Regions from separate parts of the Mus musculus genome. Here region 1 is linked to region 2. The links are chromatin loops, found by intact Hi-C in ENCODE. Cell type or tissue: left cerebral cortex. All regions are shown on one strand. Links, peaks and the distances in the headings refer to the core of each region. The heading gives the core; the rest is flanking DNA.

Region 1 (7,814 bases), core at 3,184-5,683, 190 kb before region 2:
CAGGAATTCCTGGTCTACCCCCTACGGAAGTCTATATTGAGGTCCCTCAAAAACTAAAAATAGAAATCCCTCCCATATGACCAACAGTACCCCTCCAGGGCAGACAACCAAAGGACTCTATGGAAACATCCACAGAAACGTCTGCATATCCAGGTGTGTTACAGCACTATTCACTACAGTCAAGTTATAGAAGATGGCTCATCCAGGAAAATACTTGACTCCCAACTCTGCGGGTCTGAGTTCAGATCCACAGAACTCAAAAAAAAAAAAAAAAAAAGCCAGGTATGGAGATTATGGAGATACCAGAGATGGCAAGATGGGAAGTGGAGACAGCTTTGTGGCTCACTTTCCAGCTAGCCTAGCCTACCTGATGAAGTTTCAGGGCTATGAGAGATCCTATCTTAAACAAACAAAAAGGAGAGAGAGAGAGAGAGAGAGAGAGAGAGAGAGAGAGATGCCTTAGGAGTAAGACCTGAGGTTGTTCTTTACCGTCCACAAGCATGCATACACGCATGCATATGTGCACACACATACAGATACATATACATATATACATATACAGATACATATGGAATCAGCCTATGTGTCCATCTACAGATAAATGAATAAAGAAAATGTGGTACATATACATAGGTGGAGTTTTATTCAATCATGAAGAATGAAATAATTCCATTTGCTAAAAAACTGTTGAAACTGAAGATCATTGTGCTGAAAGAAACTAAATCACATGTATAAAGATAATGCCACATATTTTTCCTCATTATTAGATCCTACAATTCTTTATACGTATATAAAACTGCACACACAGAGACAAGAACACACACACAATATGGCATGAAACTAGAAGAGACTAAACAAGTGAAGGGAGAATTCAATTGAGGAAATCAGAAAACGTTAATATAGTCAAAGTACATTTCGTACTTGAAAGAAATGGTCTTTATGAAATATAGCAGTATGTCCAATAGTCTATGTCAATAAATGAGGTAGGAGTTGGTAAAAGCACATGCAGCCAAGCCTGACAACCTGAGTTCAATTTCCAGGACCCACATGATGTCCTGATAGAAAGAAATTACTTCTATCTCTTGTTCTCTGATCTCCACACACATGCTGTGTATCATGTATATGTGTGTATATGTGTACACACACACATGCATACATTCACATGCACAGTCATACACACACACTAAATAAATGTAACTTTTAACAAAGTGAGGAAGTCTCAAGTAACCCAGCCTGAGCCTGCTCTATATCTAGCTATATAGCAGAGGACTGCCTTGAATTCCTGCCTTTACCTGCTAAGTGCTAGGGTTACACCCATGTACCATCATGATCAGCAAAAAACTAGGGGAAAAAACAGCAGGGAACAGAAAGAAAACAAATAAGTCAATAGTTGACATGTAGCCCGTAAACATACTTTGCTAAACCTTGCAATATATATTCTTGAACTTGGTTTCTCTGTTGGTTCTTAGCCATCCATGCTAATCTGCATATGAATTCTCTCTATCATAAGTCCTCATCGCAAGCTATTTGATTAGTGCCCAGATTACACTAGAAAATAAAAATATAAGCAAAGCCCACCAAAAAGGAACTTTTCAACTTCCCTATCCAACCTCCTTTCCTCACCATAGCCCCCGTGGTGGTGGCAGGCAACACTGTTCTTCATTACCTTTGACTGGTCTCACTCCTCACTTTTTACAGTGATTAACAAATTCTATCGATTATCTCCCACAAACAGTTCCATGATACCCTTCGTCTCCTGATCCCCTGCTTTGGGCCCAAAGTCTTTTAATTGTGTCATGGTGGGGGAGGGGCAAAGGCAAGTGTTCACAGAGATCAGAAGACAGTGTCAGAGCCCCCCAGGAGATAGTTACAGGCCAATAAGAGGTAACTGATGTGGGTACCAGGAATCAAATTCTTGAAGAGCAACAAGCATTCCCAGCTCTCTGGCCCATAATGCTTCAAAAATATTAATCAAGAGGTTAGCCTACTGTGATGCCTTCCAACAAGACAGGTTTCTTGTAGTCTTCTCGAATATACCATAAAGTTTCATATATCTTTACCATTATACAATTCCCTTTATCTGTCATTCCTTCCCTCAAATCCGTACTTAAACCTGTTACCTTCTTAGTAAGTTAGTAGGTATTCTGCCCAGCTCAGACTCTATCTACATTTAATCATTTCCTCCACAAAGCCACTTGATTTAAACAAAATAGGTACAAAAATCTCAAAATATATGTTCTAAGATCCTCAAAACCATGATTAATGGAAAGCCATTCTTTCATGTCAGAACTTCAGGGCTAAATAACTTATCAGACTATTAAATATTGTAACTAAAATACACTCTGCACTTCATTACATTACTACTTTAGTAACATCAACCTTGATCTTAATCTGAAAAGAAACAATAGTGTTGTTACTTTAGGAACGTTATTGCATGTATAACCATACATTAAAACCACAAGACAATCTTACAAAATCTCTTTTTTAAAAAAATTACATATTTTCTTCATTTACATTTCAAACGCTATCCCTAAAACCCCCTAATTACCCTCCCCCTGCCCTGCTCCCCAACCCACCCACTCCCGCTTCCTGGCTTATAAAACCTCTTGCTCTCACACAGCAGTCACACTGACTGTAAATCAAAACTGGATCTCAGCAAAAGTCTCTTCGTGTACTAGACCTTTGGAAACCATTAGATCAATGAGTATGAAATATACAAACGACCATAATAATAGAACTGTGGTAGGTACTTGTGTCAAAACAACAGCCTGTTGCCTTAAGGAGGACATGAGCTTCTTCGTGACAGTCCCCTGGTTTGCCATTCTTTATTTATACTAATGTTGACTTAATAGAAAGTAACGACTTGCCTCCTGATTGGTCCCCCTGCTCTCAGACCGGCTTCCTTAGTGAAATCCAGCTTACTGTTTTACATTAGTATCACTGTGACTCTATTCCATTGCCCCCCGCCCCCCGACCTTTGCTGACTGTTTTCCATCTGCTCTACATAACTGTGTCCCTGACAAGGCATCCAAGAGCATTCACATCCTTGCTCCAGCCTGTATTTTCAGTCCTCACTCCCATCCTCTTCACATAAACTCTCTTCAAGGTACAGCAGCTGGTCTTGGAACACTTTAGAATTGTCATGTCATGCCTTTTCAAACACGTTTCTGGTCTGAGAGGTCATCAATCCTCTTCTGCCTGAAAAATGCTTTTTTTTTTTTTTTTTTTTGGTTTTTCGAGACAGGGTTTCTCTGTATAGCCCTGGCTGGCCTCACTCTGTAGACCAGGCTGGCCTCAAACTCAGAACTCTGCCTGCCTCTGTCTCCTGAGTGCTGGGATTAAAGGCATGTGACACCACCACGCCCAGCTGAAAAAAAAAAAGTGCTTTTATTAATAAAGCTTAAACCTTTAGAGAGTTCCCTGAGCCCAGAATCATTATGGCCTTCACTTGATTTCTGCACCATTGTGTTTATTCTGAAAATACACTAAGCTAATTCTGCAGGGGGTACAGAGGGTGGAAGGAGTGCCCTGTCAAGGGATGTACCCCAACAGAGACTGCAGCACTACGTGTTAAGCATACTGTTCAAGTAGCAGTGGGAGGATGGAGATGGATGACCTTTAATTCATGAGGTACTACTGTGCTGTGTGCATCTTTTGCACAGTGCCTTTTTGTACTTGTGTGTCTGGGGGTTGGGACAGCAAAGAAAAGGAGATACAGGGGAAGGAAGAGGGGAGAAACCAGAACTGAAGAGAAGGTGGATGCAGTGCAGTAAAGGCAGATGGGCGGACCCACATTTCTTGGGTTTTACATTTGGCGGAGGCCCAGCCCAGCAGGCTCAGAGGAAGTGGTTGGGGGTTGGGGGTTGGGGGTAGGGGGCGAGAGGTGGAAAGGGGGAGGGGCTGCAGTCCCTGTGAGTCCTGCGGCCTGGACTGCTAGGCAACCACCTTCTGCCCCACCTCAGCCGGTTCCTGTAGCTGTGACTCAGGCCAGCGGTGCCAGACGGGGCGCGCTGGGCAGTGCAGCCCCACAGGTGGCAGCGGCTCGAGGACGGTTCCCGCCAGGCTAAGCAGTGGAGCGCCGCACAGCGCGCCTTCCCGCCTCCCAGCCGCCGCCCAAGCAGATCCCGGCCGGCGCCAGCAGGCCTGCTCGGTCGATCTTCGAGCCGAAGATGCGGCGGGGCTGGAAGATGGCTCTGTCTGGGGGGTTGCGGTGCTGCCGCCGGGTACTGTCCTGGGTGCCAGTGCTCGTTATTGTCCTCGTCGTTCTCTGGTCCTACTATGCCTACGTCTTTGAACTCTGCCTGGGTAAGTGGGGCTGGCCACATAAACTGGGGAAATTATGCTCCAGCACAATCGTCTGCCTTATCCTTCATACCGATGTCCCCAGTGAGCTCAGCCCTCACCCTGCGGCTTTTCCCTTCGCGCCCTGAAAAACTCCCAGTTTCCAATCTTGGGCTTCTCACAATATCTCTCATGCGCCGTCCCACGAGGGTCCCACCACGTCGCCATCTCCTCTCCCCTGGGTTTTCTTACTTCCTTGCTCTACCCTCGATAATTCCCTGACTCTTTCTACCAGGACCCCCTTTCCCAGTACAGGGTAACCACTTAAGCTGTACTGCCTGGCAACCACCTTCTGAGCCCACCCTACCAATTGAGGAAGCACCATACTCCATGTCCTTAAAGTGCCTGCTCCACCAAAGCATCCAACTAAGGGCCCCACCATTTCCCCCTCCTACTATGATTCCTTCCATGCTGGGGATTCCCTCTAAGGGATCCCAAAATAATTCCTGTCCTCTTCTATTAGCTCACCTTTTCTCCACTTTGAGATCCATACCTTCTCTCTGCAATCTTCAAACACAAGCTGAGAGGTTTCACATCTCCTCCCCACCCACTTCTGAACCTCTCACATCAGAACATTCTGTTCTCACTTTTTACACAGGGCTAAGCCCTCCGTCCATTCTTTCTCTGAGATCCAAGAGAGCACGCACATGTGTGCACACATGCAACATACACACCACACACACACACACACACACACACACACACACACACAGAGAGAGAGAGAGAGAGAGAGAGAGAGAGAGAGAGAGAGAGAGAGAGGAGTGCTTCATATGTTTGCCTTCTTATGACTCCTCAGTCTGTGTGTTCTACCTCACATTTCACACAATGGTAATAAGGTTTCCCCCCTTCTTTTCCTGTGCGCTTCCCTCATTTTCAGAGCTCCTTTTGTGGTGTGGGGGTTCTATACAACACTCTCTTCTCATATTAGAGCTCTGCACTGTACCACACTGGGTACAGCCTCTTCCCTTCCACTTTGTAAAGCATTCAACTTCTCATTAGAAGGCCTATGTTATTTTCTGACAGTCCCATCCACAATAAATGCATACTCAAATGTTTTCTTTACACTTACAAGAGTCCCCACAATCTTTACCATATCCCACGGAAGAGCCACTACTTGTTTAATCTTTAACTATCTTTACTGAGAAACATTCTTCACCCCCTCCAGTGTTTTCCCACTGTCCCCACATTCTGACACTATCAGTCCCTGGTGCTTGTCATTGTTTCCTCTCAGAATGCACTTGCCCCCTGCTTTCTCAAGCCTGGGAAATCCAGTTCTTTCTTACTGAAGTTTGTCCCTTTGGCCCTTTCTCATGGGAATATACTTTTGTTGTTTTCTCTTCCTAGACCACCCCTTTAGTGATGCTGGACTTTCCTTATGCCCTGTCCTACCACACCAGGGATTACTCTAGTCTCTCCTTATTTACAACCTGGTTCCTATCATGTACCTTGTGCTTTCAAACTCAGAATTCTCCAGTCTTTCACAGCACAAAAAACAAGATCTTTTTCTTGTATTTACCCACATACACTTAGATTTTCATATGTTTCCAGTCCTCTCTCTATTACATATGGCCTTCTAACATTCTCATAAACTCAAATTAGTTTTCATGACATACACTGTCTCCTCTCAACAGAAATTTCTCATGGTCCATTGAAGAATCCCCATATCTTTTCATGTGAGATCCTATTAAGACCTATTATCACTTCAATACTGAAGTCCTATTACCAGCCCCTTATACTTGTGGCCTGCAGTCTCCCTGTTCATTCAAAGTGGAGTTCATCAAACATCCCCTCAAAGCTGCCTTCCTATGCTTCATTTATTTCCTCATATCATAACTCTCACCTCAAATATTACTGCTTGAGTGCTACTTTTCAGTCCCAGGAACCAACTACACTTATAACCCCTTTCTCTTACGTATTTGAAAAAATACTATACTCTATCCCTACACAAATTTGGGTCAAGTAAAGTAAGTGTGTTTTTCCGATATAAGAATTCCTTCTAGTCAACTCTATAGATCAAGATGTGGCTTTTTTTTTTCCTGGCCTTCTTCTTAAGGACGTTATGGGAAATACAGAAGAGGCTTTTAGCAATAAGTTTGGTTTGTTGCCTTCATGGGTAGGCATTTGGGCTGTTCTCCTGCTCTTCTTCTCTGTCTGCTATAAGGTGCATTCCCTTGACGGGAAAATTTTCCTGTTCTCAGACCTTACCACTTTGTCTTTTTTGAATGATTAACTAAGGGATCAAAAGTTCAGCTCCATTGTGATGGTATGTACATCACTTCCAGGAACAATGCTACATTGTAAATACTATCAAGCCTTCTTTTCAAGTCCTTTACTACTAACATACATGAGTTCAACACGAAATCATGTTAAAAATCAGTAATGATGATAGTTAATCCTTATATAGTGCTTATTTTGTGCTAGAAAAAAGTGTCCTCACTACTGCAATTTTATTAGCAGTCTATATGTATCACCTCACTAATCCTCAGAGCTCTATAAGGTAGGTACCATTATTACCCCCACTATCCAGATATGTAAAGTGAGTCAACAAACTGAGGTAAGACCAAGTATCAGGTATGGTTGTACACATTTGTTGTCCCACTAGGATCCGGAGTCAAAGGCCATTCTCAACTACATAGAAAGGCTGAAGCCAGGCTACATAAAACCCTGTCTCACATCCCACTCCCCCCTTCAGAAAAAAAAATCAATGCATATAATTAGCTTTCTATAGGTTCTTAGTCATGCCATACTGAAAGCTGCTAGAAAGCTTAAGGTTTCTTATGCCTAGTTGAGAGGAATGAACTGATTATGTAATTTATCTGAGATTATAGAGCTGGTAAATTGTTAAACTTAGATGGTAACACAGGCAATGTGGACGTTCTGTTCAAGATATTATAACATGCTGCTTCCTCTCAACTAGTACAGAGGTCAAAACTGGTGACCCACAGGACTGGTATAACCTGAAAATATATTTTATTTGCCTCAGACATTGTTTTGTTTTAAACATTTTTGTATCAATATTAGCATTTTTTAAACTAAGCTAAGCCCAATAAAGTTACATAAACCTATAGTCTCAACACTTGAGAATCTGAGACAGAAGGGTCACTTGAGCCTAGGAGTTCAAAACAAACCTCTTTACTATAGGCAGAACCCATCTCAAAAAAAAAAAAAATAAAAATCAGTGAAATAAGTGGCCTTGACTTCTGTTTCTAGCTCTCACATTCTATGATGCCATCTTCACGTTACAATCTTAAGTGTTTTCTAAAGTTTTACGTGTGTGTTTGTGTTTGTGTGTGTGTGTGTGTGTGTGTGTGTGTGTGTGTGTGTGGTATTTGGAGGGATGTGCCTCGACATTTTGTGGAAGTTAATGGAAGCATAGGAATTGGTTATTTCCTTCTATCATTAGAGTTCTGGGGATTGAACTCAAAGACCCTGAGACCTGGTGGCCAATGCCCTTACACATTTAGCCCTCTTGC
Region 2 (7,814 bases), core at 3,328-5,827:
TTTATTTGTTTTGAGAGGTCTTGCTCGGTCGTTCTGACTGGCCGTTTCTTTCCTCATTAACCACCACAGACTAACCTCAAACTCACAGCCATCCTTCTCACCCCACCTCCTGAATGCTGGTATTAGCAGCAGGAACCACAAGAGCTGGATTTGGTATTGATTTTCAAATTAAGAATTTGAATTTCCTGTGCAAACAAATTGCTTATACTGGGTGTCAGTAAAAGGCATGCATAATTTCCAAAGTGAAGAATTTGACAGTTTATACCAGTGTTCATGAATATAATCTTGTTTTAACCTCAGGAAAGAGCTCCAAGAGGCTGTACCAACATCCTTACTTTATAAATTATAAAGCAGAAAGACAAAGACATTAAATATCTTGTCTAAGATCCCTTCACACAGGACTCTGCTGTCTCTTCCTTCAAACAGAAAAAAAAAAAAAGGATTCTACTTATTCTCACATTGCTCTATAATCCAAGCTTTTCTGAATAATGAAATATAATCAAGACATACAGATACTATCATATATAAATCCTAAATGTCACAGTCTCTCCAAACTCTGTATTAATGTTTTTTAACCTTTACATAACGACCCTTTATGAAATCTAATGATAACTGAAGATCTTCACCCCTGCAAAGGCATATAAGCAAATATTCGCGGCAGCCTTATTCATAATAACTAAAGAGCAAAAAATACCCAAATATTCATTAGCCATTGGATGTATTAATAAACTGCAGCAAATCTATATAATAAATTATCATTCAGCCACACAAAGGAGTGAATTCTGAAAACATCACACTAAAAGAAACTGGCCAAAACAGCAACAATCACACAATCTTATTCATATGTGAAGTCTTGAAAAGTTGTTCTCAGGGTTTGACAGTAAAATGGATTTAACCACAGGCTGGGGAGAAGAGGGGAGGAGAAGGAGGTAGAAAGGTTGATCAAGGAGTACTGACTTAAAGTTAGATAGGAGCAAGAAGCTTTGTTATACTATTGCATAGTAGGTTAACTACAGATACTGTGTTACACATTTCAAAAATCGAGAAGAAAGTATTTAGAAAGCCTTTACCATAAAGAATTAACAAGTGCTTAGAGAAAGAAATTTATTTAACCCGATTTAATCATTATGTGATACTCCATTGATGTGTTTTTCTATTGGTTAAATAAATGTAAGAGCTAGGGAAATGGCTCAGTTAGTGAACTGCTTGCATGCAGGCATAAGAACTTGAGTTCCGGTTCCCAGCACCTACCCACATAAAAGGCTGGGTTGATGCACATCTTTAATCCTAGCTCTGAGGAGACAGAAATGGAAAGATGCTTGAAGTTTGTTAGCCAACTAGTCTTACTGAATTGGTGTGCTCTAGGTTCAATAAGAGACCCTGTCTCAACAAAAGAGATGGCAGTTATCAAATCAAGGCTGCTATGTTCAAAAGGCAGTAGTAGATGCATGCATGTGAGAGTGTACAGGTGTATAGTGATGGGGGAGATATCAGATGTCTATTTCGCTCTATATTCCACACACATACGTACATGCATGAATACTTATACCCACACAAACATGAACACATACATATACCACAAACACACAGAAAAAATATCCAGAATAGGCAAACTAATGGAACTCTAAAGTAAACTAATTTTTGCCTAGGGCTTGAGGGGGTGTTAGGTAAATGTGGACTGACTACCTGTGAGGTCTCTTGTTGAGGGGATGACTATGTTCTAAAAGTGACTGTGGTAGGTGAAGAACATACAGAAAACCATTAAATTATACTTTAAAATGTCTCAATTGTATATGAAAGTTCTGTCTCAATAAAAATGTTCTTTTATTTGCAGTGCTTGGAATCAAATCCAAGGTCTTATGTCTATAATGCAAGAATCCCTCCAACAAAGATATTTTTTAAATAACCATTACCATGGACAAATAAAATTTACTAGAAATTCACTGAGACCCCAAAATTCATCTACAAGTGTAATAGATCCAAGAACCAAAGTTAGTCAATTCCAAGAATTATCAAATTTTCTTTATTTCACAGATGTCTTACTTCAGTTGTCCCAACAACTACCAAAACTATGCCTCATCTTTTTTAAGCCTCTATGCCATTAGATCATGTGATCATAGTTTTCAATACTGATTCTTTATAAGCAAATAGTACAGTTTCATAAATATAAGCTTAAGAGCTAGGTCCAGGCATAGCAGTGCACCCCGCATAACTCAAGCATTCAGGAAGCTAAGGCAGGAGGGTCAAACACTTCAGGCCAGACCGGGCTATACAGTAAAACTCCACAAAAGGTAGAAATAACCTTTAATGATGGAGCTCTATTACTTGCAATGAATAGCTGTAAACCTAATAAGCAAGGTCCATACACAAGTAATAATATTTAAAATAGAAAGGAAACCTTCCATTTAAAAAACGGTCAGGGAAAATCAGCCAGGAAGAATGAGTTTAGCCTTGAAAAAACAGGAGTTGACCATTAATAAAAAGGGATGTGGGGAATTCTAAATGAAAGCAGAAACAAGGAACCAAAGGGGGCTAAGCATGCCCAAATTGGTTCCAAATGAAGGCTGCTGAGATGGCAGTTATCAAATCAAGGCTGCTATGTTCAAAAGGCAGTTGTAGATGCATGCATGTGAGAGTCAGGAAAACTGCAGTACGGAAGCACTGGAGCCCACTACAAGAGTATGAAGAAACGGTTGCCAAATCGTATTTATTTTAGGGCATTTTTAAATGTCAAGACATGCTAGAAATACAGTGGTCTTAAATGAGCCGTAGCTGCTCATTTAAAGCTGCCAATAGGAGCCAGGTATGGTCTCAGGTCCAGTAGTTCCACCTACTTGGGAGGTTGACTTGTGCCTTGGAGTTTGAGGCCAAAGTTTGAGCAGCAATTTAGGAAAACCCTGTCTGATTAAAAAGAAGAAAAGAAGAGACAAGAGAAGGGAAGGGAAGGGAAGGGAAGGGAAGGGAAGGGAAGGGAAGGGAAGGGAAGGGAAGGGAAGGGAAGGGAAAAGAAAGAGAAAGAAAAAAAGGAAAGATGGCAGCTATATTTCACTGTGGTACATAGCTATCCAAGAAAATCCATATTCCAAAATATTTTAACTTTTCAAGTTCTTGCTATACTGATTTGTGGGATTAGGAGGATCCAACTTGTTCTTAGGTTACCTTTGCTGTTAACTACATTCTGTAAGTTTTCAGTAAAACTGTCTTGATAAGAGTGGAATCATAAACTTTCTGGCAACCAGGTAAAGCTGAACTCCCAATCAGTAAACAAAATGGCAAACTGCAGGAGCAAATGCTGTTGAGTCAGAGGGCTGGCGGAGCACATCATTTCCCTTGAAATTGCTTTAGTTTTGTGAGCTTGGGCTGTCGGGGTGTTAATAACCACAGGCAGTAACCATTCCTGGGTTATACATTTACCACGTGGTCGGGAACTGAGCAGATGGCATAGGGGTGTGTACCTGCCTGGCACAGTAGAGGATTGGTCATGTTTAAGACAGACAAAGAGGCCGGAAGAGGCTGAAGGCTACCTAAAAGGTTTCCTTCCTAAACAAAGCAATGTTAACCGCAGCAACTAAGAAGGGGCCACAGAAGTGTCTCACTGACTCCCTCCCTACTCACAGGCCAAAGAAAGAGGCCTGGCTCTAATCCCCAAAGACCAGTGTGCCAAATGCAAACAGAAGCTTTTTACTTTCACCCTGCAGCCCTCCGCTCCCTTTTCCCTTCCGCTCTAAGCTTACTTGTCCCGGATGATAGTCTGAAGCTCCCGGATCTGATCATTCATAGGCAGCAACTTAAGCTGAGCCCCAATCTGTCGGGAGAGTTCACAGTCCCCTAGCAGGGAGTCGCCGCCGACAGGTGCATCGTAGTTGCCACTGTCACTACTGTCACTGTGGTTCTCAGAGTGAAGATTAGTGCTGCAGCAGGCCGGAGAGTCCCGCTCCGAAAGCACGCTAGAATGGGCGTGCCCAGGGAGGAGAGTCAGCTTAGCCATAGCAGCGTTATTTTCCTCTGCATGATCCAGGACCCGGTCCTCGGCTAGCAGATGCTCGGGACTTGGGCTAGAAGTAGAGTTTACTTGCCGATTGTGACAGGGCATGGAGTCCGGACGCTGTAACTCCGAGGCCATACACGGGGCCCCCGAGCTATCCCCGCTGCTATCAAACCCTAGGGATAAAGGGCAAGAAGAAAAGGATGCGGACACGTGCGTCCTCCTGGCCCCTGGCTCCTCCAAATCTCTAACCCTGGCTGCCCTCTCACCCCTAGGCCTCTACGGTCCTTTCGCACGCTTTGCCCATACCCGCCCACACCAGACGCACTGCCGGCTTAGACACCTTATTGGCCCATCTCTCTGCCAGTCTACAGCATGCTGGTTTGTTAACTCTTTTAAGTCTTTCCTGCTTGAGAGATTATCACAGTTGCTTGGCAGAGGTGGCTAAACCAGAGATATCCCTGGTTGCTGAGTCCTCAGAAAACCCCTAGGACTTCTTGCAATCAGAACTTTGGTAGAGCCAAGAAAAGATACGGGTGGATTACACATGTAAGGCACTGTTTTCTAACTTTCTGTCTTGGCAAAGAAAACATACTTGGGTAGTTGGCTGCATCTTCAAGCTAATGGCTTATCTGTGTAACAGAAGAAGCAAAGTAAGAACAGCTAGCAGGCTGGCCTTTCTAGACTCTTCTACAAGATGTCATTTCGTGTGTGTGTGTGTGTGTGTGTGTGTGTGTGTGTGTGTGTGTGTGTGTGTTTGTGTGTGTGTGTATACAAATGTAAGGAATTTATTGAGCTTTCTGAATTTAAGATGACAAACAACAGCTTTTTTTTTCTTTCTGTATTGTTTTATTTTTATTAAGGCTTTTTTGTTTTGTTTTGTTTTGTTTTTTGTTTTTTGAGACAGGGTTTCTCTGTATCGCCCTGGCTGTCCTGGAACTCACTCTGTAGACCAGGTTGGCCTCGAACTCAGAAATCCGACTGCCTCTGCCTCCCGAGTGGGATTAAAGGCGTGTGCCACCACACCCGGCTTATTAAGGCTTTTTTATTAGATATTTTCTTCATTTACATTTCAAATGCTATCCCCAAAGTCCCCTATACCCTCCCCTTGCCCTGCTCCCCAACCCACCCACACCTGCTTCCTGGCCCTGGTATTCCCCTGTACTGGCAAGATGCCATTTCTTAAGTACGCTTGACCACTAAAATTTTTCTTACTGATACTGGTTGGGCACTGAATTGCACATGTTACTATGGCATAATTTTCATTACACTGTTTGTTCTCCCAAACAATACTTGGAAGGATGGCTTTTAAAAATGTTTAGGTACCCACCAAGAAAGTCTAGAATAATAATTTGCAAATGTCCATTGTATCAGAAAAATTGTAGAGCTTGTTACGATGCAGAGTTTTAACTTGACATGAAGGCACACATCTGTAATCCCCACACTTTGAAGGCTGACATGGAAGGATCAAGAGTTCAAAGCTAGCCTGAGTTATAAAGCAAGCTCTAGTCTCAAAAATAATTAAAATAAGCAATATTTGTTTGTGTCCTACTTCCAAGTCTATACATCACTATTTATCATTATAGTGTAGACATTTTAATGTCACTGCACAATCCCCACACTTTCGAAAGGTTGTACAGTCTTTTCACTTAACACATAATGCAAATTAAAGGGTCTCTGGGCTTAAAACTTGTATCTGTTAACTTCAAGTAGGCCAGAACAAATGTCTGTTTTGTCAATGAATACTCTTGAGGAATCCAATGAAGCCCAGTATTGTATCATGACCAAAGATAACCCAGCTCCAAAACTGTCCATTGTTTCATCATCCTGTGACCCTGTTTTCAATGCCATAGAACAATAAATTGAAACAGCACAAATGTCAGTCTGTCTTCTGTATTCGTATACTTTCTTTTTTTGTTTTTGTTTGTTTTGTTGTTGTTGTTGTTGTTGTTGTTTTGGTTTTTTTGAGACAGGGTTTCTGTGTAGCCCTGGCTATCCTGGAACTCACTTTGTAGACCAGGCTGGCCTCGAACTCAGAAATCTGCCTGCCTCTGCCTCCCAAGTGCTGGGATTAAAGGCATGCGCCACCACGCCCGGTTGTATACTTTCTTATATTAACCAATAAGCATTAGCTGGTTTATATTTTAGGTTCAGAAAAGATAAAAATTTACTAATGACTAATCAGAATAACACATTTAGTGTTGTGTTTTATAATTTATAAAGAAGTTATGAAGCATTCTCTTATTTGAAAAGTCAAGGTGGGAAAAAGCCAGGCATGGTAGCATATGCCTATAATCCCAGCACTCAAGGTGTTGTGAAAGAAGATCACCAAGGTTAGTCTGGGATAGACACACACACACACACACATACACACAGATACTCGTGTAAGAACCCTGTCATACAAAATCAAAATCAAATAGTTGTCCAAGATTGATTGTACATCCCAAAAGGATTAAAGCTAACACAGAAACCCGTCTTTCAAGTCTAAATCTCACCTTTACCCATACCTAAAGATATATGAAATCATTCAGTTAATGAAATACCGATTTCATCTTTTCTATTTGCCAGGGTGTCAAAACAGATACAAAGTAAAATAAGTGAATGTCTTGAAATTTTGAAATGGTGGTGGCCAGCCTGGATCTTTGGAAAGCAGGGATAATGTTACTCAGCACCAACCCTTTGTCATAGATGACAACAGGAGCGTTATCTCATATCAGCCCGGCTTTCCTGTTTATCAATTTCTGCTCTAGGTAGAAAGCCGTATAAAATAAAAGCTGGAAGATTCCCCTGTAGTGATTGATATGGTTCCATCATGGGTAGTTTGTTGTTTGTTTTAAATCAGTCTATTTTCTCTTTGTTGCTAAGATGTATTTAAGAGAAAACACATTTTCTAAAGCCAATAATATGAGAATAAATTTTTACCTGTGATGGATTGAAGTCCAGGCATTAACTTAGACTGTTACATTTCGAGAGGTTCAAGCTCTGAACATTGGAGTCCTTCACATGCAACAGTATAGTGACTATTCAGAACACTTTCATATCTCATTTGATATGGTAAAACAGTTAGGCCCAGTATAATTCTTGTTTTACATTTAATAAAATTCAGATTTAGGAGTTTAATTTAAAGTGACAACTGAGTATTAGTAAAGTTGAGAGAAATCAAAACTCTATTTTCTTTTCTTTAAGTATCTTACTTAAACTTTCTAATGTCTTGGGCTATGATCTATCTTCTTATATTCATTTTACAAGAAAATGAAGATAGAAATTAATTCACTTGACAATGTCATGTAAGCTATACATGCAGAAATAAGCATTGAAAAGTAAATTTAAGAAACTTAATCACACACACACACACTTGTATTATGTAACTGAATTAAGTACTCTGGATATAATCTTGTATTTCTACTTATGCCTGGCTGACCCATAGTGGTCCACTTCTGTAATCCTAGTGCTTGGTAGATAGAGATGAGAGGATCTAGAGTTACATGACAGCCTGTCTCTAAAAAAGAAATAAATACTTAATCCTCTCCTGAACTCTTTGCTTATTCCTTTGCCTTGATTTCAGTAGTATTTAAGCCACTTCACTATAATTTTAATTTGTTATAAATAAAAATATATTATTTAAGAGGAAAGCCAATGAATGGGCACTATGATATACTTTTTTTCCTAAATGAATATCTGTGCCATCATTTAGGTATATTCCTTACCTTGGTTTTGTTTTGTTCCATTTTATTTTATTTTATTTTATTTTATTTTATTTTATTTTATTGTGACAAAGACTTGCCATGTAGCCCAGATGTAATTCCAGCCCTCAGGAGGCTGGAATAAG

What was found. A loop is a pair of places that touch in the nucleus more often than their neighbours do. Peaks named below come from ENCODE experiments on the same cell type or tissue, not always from the same donor. Only the 100,000 strongest peaks of a DNase experiment are listed, where the experiment ranks them.
Region 1: it touches region 2 in a loop (2.6-fold over the local background); 1 of 42 quality-filtered maps calls a loop at or near these places.

What each region holds. Positions count from the first base shown.
Region 1 is chrX:104,667,155-104,674,968 of GRCm38, reverse strand. Zdhhc15 (zinc finger, DHHC domain containing 15) reads left to right here and starts at 3,905. Exons shown (of 12, transcript NM_175358.4): 1 at 3,905-4,305. The coding sequence starts at 4,170. Gm39530 (a long non-coding RNA gene) reads right to left here and starts at 5,149. Exons shown (of 3, transcript XR_003953044.1): 1 at 4,810-5,149. In left cerebral cortex, for the core only: no CTCF peak of the experiment used is centred there; DNase peaks (open chromatin) are centred at 3,784, 4,141 and 4,612; H3K4me3 peaks cover 1,252 bases; H3K27ac peaks cover 332 bases.
Region 2 is chrX:104,479,270-104,487,083 of GRCm38, reverse strand. Uprt (uracil phosphoribosyltransferase) reads right to left here and starts at 4,281. Exons shown (of 7, transcript NM_001081189.3): 1 at 3,735-4,281. The coding sequence starts at 4,123. In left cerebral cortex, for the core only: no CTCF peak of the experiment used is centred there; DNase peaks (open chromatin) are centred at 3,479, 3,819 and 4,320; H3K4me3 peaks cover 1,107 bases; H3K27ac peaks cover 766 bases.